Linked DNA regions of Mus musculus: region 1 is linked to region 2. The links are chromatin loops, found by intact Hi-C in ENCODE. Cell type or tissue: left cerebral cortex. All regions are shown on one strand.

Region 1 (5,000 bases), 100 kb after region 2:
GTTTCAATTTGAATGTGGAGTTCTTTTGAGAGAATAGTATCATGATATAGAAAATTAAGGATCTCACTGTTGTTTTCTGTTGACATTCATAGGCTTTTGCCGTAAATGTAACTGCATAATCTGATTTCAACATACTGTTAATCTATAGGAAACTAGGAATCCATATGTGTGCAGACAGTCTTTAAGATCTGTAACCAGCAAGGCCAACCCTATTTGTATACTCTCTTCCACTGCCCATTCTTAAATGATGTACAATTATAACATCTACTGTTTGTTTAGGTGAAGAAAACAGCGACATTTCATGTGAATTTATTTAAATATACTTGTACTCATGCAAACTTTTCCTGACATACCTAAATAAAGTCCATATAACTGTTCACTACTGGAACTTCATCACAAGAATTAGTAATTGCCATAGATTAAATTTCCAACACTAAACACACCAGAAAACAGAAAACATCTAGGAATTTGCAAGTGGGAGGGAAGAAATTAGAATAGTTGAGGGGGAAAGAAGTGGAATGATGTAATGTTATCTTAATTTTTAAAATTTAAACATTAGAAAATTTATTTTACTTCTCATCTCTGGGTCTTGGGTGATAAACTAAAGCTCTAACCAAAAGTTTGTTCTCTGCTTGTTAGTCATTGTCTTGGTTAGGTGACTGGACTCTTTTCCCACATAATTTGCAGAAATGTTTCTCACTGCTATCTTTGCTTTGGGATCTTTAAATTTCTCACATATGACAATTATGCATTTTACTTAAGATTGTTTAAACATAAGGAGCCAAAAGTGTTCTCATTTGGTTCTTGGGACTTCTAAAAGAATGGTACTCGAATACCCTGATTTCACTCATTTTGATTTATATTTGATTTTTGTTGTTGGAGAATTTTATGCATACATAAAATGTGCTATGATCAACTTTATGCCTGCCTTTCCTCCTCTCCAATTCTTTTCGGATTTCCCACAGCACAGAGCCCATCAGTGCTGCTCTGGTACTCACAGGTGTAGGATAATCTACTAAGCCATGGGTATCTTCCAACTGAAGCTGACTCTCCTCTCCTTCCAGGAGCCCTCAATTGCCAATTATTTCTCAGAGAGTGGTAGGACTTCAGAACTTCTCCCTTTGTTCATGCTGGTATCATAGCAATTTTAATCTTGTGAAAAGCTGAGCATATGTAATATCACATGCAAATTGCCTTGTCATGTCCAGCAAACATTGTTTTGGCCTCAATAACCACTACTTCTGGCTTTTACTTTCTTTACTTTCCCCTCTTTCTGTTGATTTCTAAGCCTTTGGACTGAAGAGTGTGATATAGATGTCCCAGCTAGAGTTGATCCCTGCATGTTATTCAGATGTAGATCTGCTGCAAAAAGTAGTTTCCTTGATGAGACTTGAGAGATGTACTAATCTATGGATGAAAAGAAAAGAATTTAGAGGAAAGTTTATTGTTGTTTCCATGTAGCTGAATACTTGGTTCTCTCATGGGTACTCTAACCTAACCAGTCACATGTTCTTTGCCCAGTTAACAATACCAATCATAAGTTTCATCACATAGAACTAGCTTTAAATATAATTAGAGAGTGGCTTGTTACCCATGAATACTCGTTTCTCTTACATTACTGGAAAAAAAAACATTCATGGGGCATGCATTATTATAGCTGACAAATTTCAAAGTTCCGTGACACATTTGAGAACTAACCTATCTTTAAGTAGGACTCACAGAACATTCCATAAGTATGAAAGCTAGCCATAAAGGATAAACATTACTAGTTGTACTGGCTTGATTTCTCAATGTCATTGACTTAACAATTTCATGTATTTAACAATCTAGAACAATGACAATAACCTGTAATATTTGAGAATATCCTGGTAACCTTACTGATCAATATCTTAAAGAATCATAACTCATAGCTGGCTCTGAGATTTTTTGTATCATAGCCTCTGTTCATTATTCCCCACTGTATGGGAATTCAATTCAAACTTCTTTATATGTATATATGTATATGTATTTAAACTTCTTAATAATTCTTTAAGCATTTCTACTACCCTAGGAAGAAATACTTGCTATTCATATACAGTATTTTCTGATTTTCTTGCAAATTAGCTTAATTTACTCTGTATTGATTTAATGCATGTTTTTACCCTTTGAAAAGTAGCTTCAAAACTAAAGCAAATGATCAATTCCAAAAGGATTAAAACATTGATTGTGGAAAAGCTCTGTTAACTAAGGTCAAAGACTACCATTTTCCAGATAGCCATCTAGGGCTTGGAGTTATATGGCGGACTCCCTTTATTGGTCGGGCTTCTCCTCCTCTGACCTTGTCTGAGGAGTTCAAGCCCCCACACCTCTACTACAGAATGTCATACAAGCTTAGTTAAGATTACCAATTCAACTTCCTCTCTTTTCTTTTAATTTAATTTAATATTATACTTACTCAATTTACATCCTGCTCACTGCCTCCCTTTTGGACACTCTTACCACAATCCTTCCCCCATCCTCACTCCCTTTCTACACTGAGTTGGGCCCCTTTCCCTATACCTCCACACTTGGCACTTTATGTCCCTGTAGTAATAGGTGCTTCTTTTCCCACTGAGGCCAGACAAGGCAGCCCAGCTAGAAGAATATATCCCACATACAGGTAACAGTTTTTGGGATGGCCACCTCTCAGTTTTTAGGGACCCACATGAAGACCAAGTTGCACATATGCTGCATATATCTGGGGAAGCTTTGGCCCAGCCAGTGTATGTTCCTTGGTTGGTGGATCAGAATCTGAGAGAGCCAAGGGTCCAGGTTAGTTGATTCTGTTGGTCTCCCTGTGGAATTCCTGTTCCTTTTGGGTCCTGCAATCTTTCCTCCTATTCTTTCATAAGAGTCCCTAAGAGCCACCCACTGTTTGGATGTGGGTGTCTGTGTCTGTCTGAGTCAGCTTCTGGGTCGAGCCTCTCAGTGGACAACATGTTCCTGTCTGCAAGCATAACACAATGCCATTTATAGTGTCAGGGATTGGTGCTTGTCCATGAGATGGGTCCCAAGTTGGGCTGGTTATTGACTGATAATTCTCTCCATCTCTGTTCCATCCCCTGTGCCTGTACTTCTTGCAGACAGGATACATTTTGGGTTGAAAGTTTAGTGGGTAGGTTGGTGTCTCTTTTGCTCTACTGTGGTGCCTGCTTGGCTACAGGAAGTGGCTTCTTCAGGTTTCATATCCCCAGTGATGTGAGTCACATAAGAACCCATTCAGCTAACAGCTGAGATTCCCGAAATGCTTCTCCATGCTAATGAGGTATAAAATATCATAAGCCAACGACTCTCCCTTTCTGCGCATTCCTTATTTTAAGAATAATCCCGGATTCATCCCAAAGAAAGGATTAGCTCAGAGAGTTACTTCATTAAAGATTGCCTCCAGGAAAGCCTTCCCTTAAAAGAGTGGTGGCCAAATTTTCCAGATAAACTTTTTCCTCCTGCCCCTCCAGTACTCAGTACTACCTCCCAATCAGACCAGATCCACTTGTCCCAGGATCTGCTTTTCTCTCTCTGCCTGGCATACAGATGCCTGGAGGGGAAAAGTGGATTACAGATGGTTCCTGACTTCCTCTCCCAGCAGCAAACCTGCAGTACCTGGGTACCCAGAGAGGAATGTTGGGGCAGGCCTGCGGCTCTTATGTGCGGGTTCAAGCCTGGGAGGCATCTCGGAACTGGAAGAGAAGAGGGAATCTAGGCAGGTAGAGAAATAATGGAACCAAAACAAGCTAGTCTGCTCAAGGTTCAAATTTTTATTGAAGGATACACTTTATAAAGGAGAGGGGAAAGCCCATTCCCACCAAATCATCCTTTGAGCCCAGCTGCAGGTGACCACATATAGGATCTGATGTAGACTCGGGAACAGCTAGGCCAACTCCCAGCAGGGAGCAGCAGTGTTAGTGGCAGAACAATAGAGTGATCCAGGAAGGCAGGCTCCACCCTAGGTGATCTCCTTAGTGGTAAGCAAAGTCAAGGTCTGGCTCAGCCTGCTTCAGGCTTCTGGGAAGCTACAGAGGAAGACTGGAAGCCAGAGCATTTGTCCCAGAACCTGCTGCTTCCCCTTTTGGTCCAGATGTAGCAGCATCTGACACCCATCTGGACTCTCTGTTCAGGAGTTTGCCCTGCCTTCTCTAGGTTGGCTTGCATTCTGTGCCTGGGCACCCCTGGCAGAGAGACTGACCATGGCATGAAAATTGGTAAGAGTCAACTCCCCTCTCCAAATATTCCTGTGTTTATTATCAGTAGATGAATAGATGATTAACTAATAGATGAGGCGGTGGGGTTTGAGATGTCTTTTTTTTTCCCTGATTTTTTTTATTAGATATTTTCTTTATTTACATTTCAAATGTTATCCCCTTTCCTAGTTTCCCCTCCGAAAATCCCCTATCCTCTCCCTCCTCCCTCTGCTCCCCAACCCACCCACTACTGTTTCTTGGCCCTGACATTCCCCTATACTGGGGTATAGAACTTTCACAGACCAAGGGCTTCTCCTCCCATTGATGACCAACGAGGCCGTCCTCTGCTACATATGCAGCTAGAGCCACGAGTCCCTCCATGTGTTTTCTTTGATTTGTGGTTTAGTCCCAGGGAGCTCTGGGGGGTACTGGTTAGTTCATATTGTTGTTCCTCCTATCGGGCTGCAAACCCCCTCAGCTCCTTGGGCACTATCTCTAGCTCCTTCACTGGGGACCCTGTGCTCTGTCCAATGCATCACTGTGAGCATCCACTTCTGTATTAGTCAGGCACTGGCAGAGCCCCTCAGGAGACAGCTATATCAGTCTCCTGTCAGAAAACTCTTGTTGGCATCTGCAAAAGTGTCTGGGTTTGGTGGTTGTTTATAGGATGAATCCTCAGGTGGGGCAGTCTCTGGATGGTCATTCCTTCAGTCTCTGCTCTGAACTTTATCTCTGTAACTCCTTCCATGGGTATTTTGTTCCCCCTTCTCAGAATGATCAAAGTATCTACACTTTGGTCTTTCT
Region 2 (5,000 bases):
AGTTGGGTTGCCTTGTGTGGCCTCAGTGGGAGAGGAAGCACCTAGACTCCTCATAATGACTTAAAGTTCAGGGGTTAGCGGATATGTAGGTGGGGGCGGGGGTCATCGGCTCAGAAGAGAAAAGGGTAGGGGATGGGGGAAGGATTGATTGCAGAAGGGTATGACCCAGAGGCCTGCAGTGAGAAGGATGCAAAGTGTATAAGTAAATAAATAGATAAAATTTTTAAACAATCAAGAACAAAAAATAAAATAAAACTCCTATCTTTCAACTAATCTTGAATGCAACTTTTTTATGGTACATGTGGTATCTGTGAACACCACAGATAACAACTGGATGCATCTAACTTTAGAAGTGAGATTTTTTTATTATTGGATGTTTTATTTATTTGCATTTCAAATGGCATTCCCTTTTTGGGTTTTCCCTCTGAAAACCCCCTATCCCACCCTACGTCTGCCTGCTCCTACGAGGGTGCTCCTCCACCCACCCACCCACTCCTATCTCACAGCCTAGACATTCCCCTATACTGGGTCATGGAACCTTCACAGGACCAAGGGTCTCTTCTCCCATTGATGACCAACAAGGGCACCCCCAGCTACATATGTAGCTGGAGCCATAGGTGCCTCTGTGTGTACTCTTTGGTTGGTGGGACTAAAGTCCCTGGGAGATCTGGGGGGGGGGGCAGGCGAGGGTCTGTTTGCTTCATACTATTGTTCCTCCTATGAGGTTGCAAATACCTTCAGCTCCTTCAGCTCTTTCTCTAACTCCTCCACTGGGGTCCCTGTACTCTTTAAGCCTACTTTTTACCATTTCCTGTTTAGTTAAAGCAGACTTTAGCTGTGCCTATAGTTATACATCAGGACACTGGGTGCCTATCCATTATTCTTCCAAGCCAGATTCTTTTTTTTTTTTTAAATTAGGTATTTTCCTCGTTTACATTTTCAATGCTATCCCAAAAGTCCCCCATACCCACCCACCCCCAACCCCCTACCCACCCACTCCCCCTTTTTGGCCCTGGGGTTCCCCTGTACTGGGTCATATAACGTTTGCAAGTCCAATGGGCCTCTCTTTGCAGTGATGGCTGACTAGGCCATCTTTTGATACATATGCAGCTAGAGACAAGAGCTCCGGGGTACTGGTTAGTTCATATTGTTGTTCCACCTATTATTTACCAATGTTCAAGTCTGTTTCCCTTCCCAGAATTGCCCTATAGCTTGATGTTTTGGTGACATCAGGAGTACTTGTTCAGGTTGTTAATTGACAGCAAAGCTTCTGGTGATGGTTGAGTGCCATTGTAAGAAGACAAAAATGGGACACTGGGTTGAATCCAGTCAAATATTCTGTCTGTTTCCATTGTGACATAACTCTATCTACTAAACTCCCTTTTCACTTCAACCAGCAACTTCTTCTTACTTCCCACTCAAGTACATGTTACCATTTTTACAAACACTGTTCTAATTTATAAATAAAAATTAATGAAGCAGTTCTTTACAGCACTTGTATAAGTAAGCTGGCTTCCAAAGGGTGAAAATTAAGTATCTAAAAATCGTACTTATGTAAGTGATCTAGCTACACAACAAACCTGACAAACAAAGTAGATTTGGTTTTCATTTGTTTTTTGAATTATCTGCTTGAATATCCCTGAAATTACAGGAGTGTTTCACATGTTAACACACCAAAGGTGGATGCATTTGTATTAAAAGTTTAAATTAAATATTATTTTCAGACAAGATCAGTTAGGAATAGTATCAATTAAAATTACTTTAATACCAGACAATATTTGAACCAGAGTTATATTAGTCTTTTCATTATTTTCATTAGAAATTCACAGCAATTAAAGAAGTCTGAACAGAAGAAAATAATGTATTTTTTGCTGTATTTCTGACTATTCTGAAATAAAATTAAATGGTGAATGATGAAACATTGAGCTGATTGCATAGAGATCTTTCATTTTCTTCCTTTAATAGTGCCGACTTGTGTAAACGATCTTGATAAGTTTTTTTAATTTAATTTAATTTTCATAAAATATGAAGCTCCAAGTTGCTAAAGCTGTTTTTTTTGTTTTTTGTTTTTTGTTTTTTTTGTCCTATGCTGTTAGGTCGTATCAGGCCATTCCATGCTGTTTCCTTTGGTGTACAGCCGTGAAAAGTATGGCTGCACTGTGCTGTGGAATGTTAAATTCTTTGAGAAAGCAGCTAGGACTCAGTAACTGTTGTGACACTAGGTGGCATTCCTGCGCAATCAGAGGAAATGGCTGTGGCAGTAGCTGCTCTTTCCTTCTCAGACCTGTTAGAAAATCAGAACTAGATGATGCATCACAGCTGGGGACAGTTAAATATAGAAACTCACTGAGGAGTTTATGATAGCAAGCTAGTTCTGTTTGTAATATTGACAACTTTTCAATTGGAAATGTTGTAAAGACGATCATGCCACCTTCTCGTGAGTAGAAGTGTGGATGTTTGCTACAGAAAGTTCTGTCAATTTTATCTATGATGCTCTAATGCAAGTATTAATTTCTGTTTGCACTGGTAAAACAGAAAGCATATTTATGTTGCCTTCTTGTGAAACTGGGACACATGTGTATTTCCAGAATATAAAAAATAGTTAATTATTTTTAAAAACGCTAATAAAGAGAAGAAACTACTGAAAGTTTAAGGTATCCCATTGTATTTCCAGAGAATTCATTCTGGCATCTCTGTGAATGGCAAACTGACACCTGCCCATGCCTCTTTCATTAAATGCTATATAGTCTTGGCAGAAAACCTATATTCATTCTCCAATATTAGATGTAATTTTAGATGTTGAAAGTAATGCATTATGTAAATATTTATTGTAACCGTATTATTTGTATATTGTTGATAAAATGGAAAACCCAACATTCTCATTAGCATAGCAACTATGCTTTTCTTGTGGGTGATACTAACTGTAGTGGCTATTCCTTGTTGTCAACTTGACTGTATTTGGAATGAACTACAATCCAGATTGGAAGGCTCACCAGTGACCCTTATCTGGAGGTTTGGAGATAGAAGTTTCTGATCTGGATCTTGGTATGGAGATCTTGAGGCATAGTGGCTATGGATTCCAGAAGATTAAATCTCCGAGTTCAAGGTCATCTGGGATTAAGGGTGTGGTGGAACACACCTTTAATCTGGGCTACACCTTTCATCTGTGATTAAAGGTGTGGTGGAACACACCTTTATTCTGGGCTACACCTTCTGCTGGAGACAATATAAGGACATTGGAAGAAGGGAGTCTCGCTCTTGCTCCCTTGCCTGCTTGCTGTGTGGGACTGAGTAACTGCTAGATCCTTGGACTTCCATTCACAGCTACTACTGAACCATTGTCGGGAATTGGACTGCAGACTGTAAGTCATCAATAAATTCCTTTACTATATAGAGACTATCCATAAGTTCTGTGACTCTAGAGAACCCTAACTAATACACTAACAAAGTCAAGGAATCTCATGACAAGATTCACAGAACTGTACTCTGTACCACTGAGGATGCTTAACGAATGTTTGATAGAATGCAGACATGTAGAAAGCAGACAATATCAGTAAGGATATTCTCTCTTGGGAACTCATCTCACACATTATTATTATAAGTATTATACTAGGTTAATATAATATGTATGTTAATATAAATATGATGATATTTTTACTAATATACTTCATATCAACTTTCTATATGTCAATACAATTTATAAAATGCAAGCTTTGTGATAATAGAGAGAAGAGAATGGATTTGGAATAAGGATATGAGCACTATAAGAATCAGAAGTTTATTCATTACACCAGGAAAGATGCTTAAGAGTAGAAACAGACAAAATTTCGAAGAGATTTTCATAGAGTTAGATATTGATATTTGAAAATTATGTTAAAAAATAAATCATTTTTTGCTCAAAATTTCCATTCCATAAAAATAAAAACCTTTCATAAAATGATTTGTTTATTGGAATTTTGTATGTTTAACATAAATCAAGTATTATTTGTATTTTGAGAACAGTTTGTTTAACAACTTCATATTCTCATTCCATTAGATATGAGGAGAGTTTACTTTGAACAACTAATATCACAGGTGATGAAATAATGAAAATAGAATTTGACATTCCATGTACTGGACCCTCACAAAATGACTTTTTCATGACTTTATTTGTTATTATCTTAAACTGGAACATGTTACCAACAAACTCACATATTGCTTCACCAAATCCCAGGGCAAAGCATGAAATATACTGTCATAAAAGTTTAGGGGAATATTAACAGTAAACACTGTCAGAGTATACAGTAGCCATCTAATGTAATATACTGATGTTTTCCAAACACGAGAAATCAGAATCAAGGCTCACCAGTAAAGGTCATGGTTCTGCTCCATAATAAGGGATTTATTAGGAAACAAAAGGCAAATAATTTTCTATAATCATGTTAGGATTTTGTACTTATACCAAAACATGTGTCATTTCCAGGGAATTATTATCCTTGTTTTATGAAACTGTTTTCTCACTTGAAAACAGGAAATTTAAATTTATTAACACTAAAGATGTTCAAATTTCATTTTAATACATAAATCTTCTAGAATATAATCTTTGCGTAAACTGCTTTTTAGAGTGATTTCTTCTTGCTCTTCCTAGTTGACAATGTCCAGTTCTTCAAATTATATATTTTGCAACAGAGTATAATTTTTGAAGTTGAAATTATCAAATTTAATTCAAACATTCATGTAGTTCCTATTTTGTTTAATGAAACTTCCTAAAGCTAAGGAGGGATTTGTTTCAGTTCATAATTTAGAAATGTAGTCTCCAGAGCATAGAGAGTGTAAAGCCAGGAACTCTAGGCAGCTGATGACATTGCCTACATAGGCAGGAAACAGATATATATATATATATATTAATTTTTTAAAATTAAAACATAATTAAATAACTTCCCTCCTTTCATTTTTCCTTCAACGTTAATCATATCCTGCCTTCCTTTGCTTCCTTTCCTTTCCATGGTATTTGTTATACC

The links. Hi-C counts contacts between places; a loop is a spot of excess contacts. Peaks named below come from ENCODE experiments on the same cell type or tissue, not always from the same donor. Only the 100,000 strongest peaks of a DNase experiment are listed, where the experiment ranks them.
Region 1: it touches region 2 in a loop (3-fold over the local background); 2 of 42 quality-filtered maps call a loop at or near these places.

Annotation. Positions count from the first base shown.
Region 1 is chr15:19,460,256-19,465,255 of GRCm38, forward strand. No RefSeq gene overlaps it. Among named protein-coding and RNA genes, the nearest start is that of Gm35496, 280 kb to the left of the region's middle. In left cerebral cortex, no CTCF peak of the experiment used is centred here; DNase peaks (open chromatin) are centred at 2,949 and 3,218.
Region 2 is chr15:19,358,638-19,363,637 of GRCm38, forward strand. No RefSeq gene overlaps it. Among named protein-coding and RNA genes, the nearest start is that of Gm35496, 180 kb to the left of the region's middle. In left cerebral cortex, a CTCF peak has its summit at 2,222 (motif pointing right); a DNase peak (open chromatin) is centred at 2,235.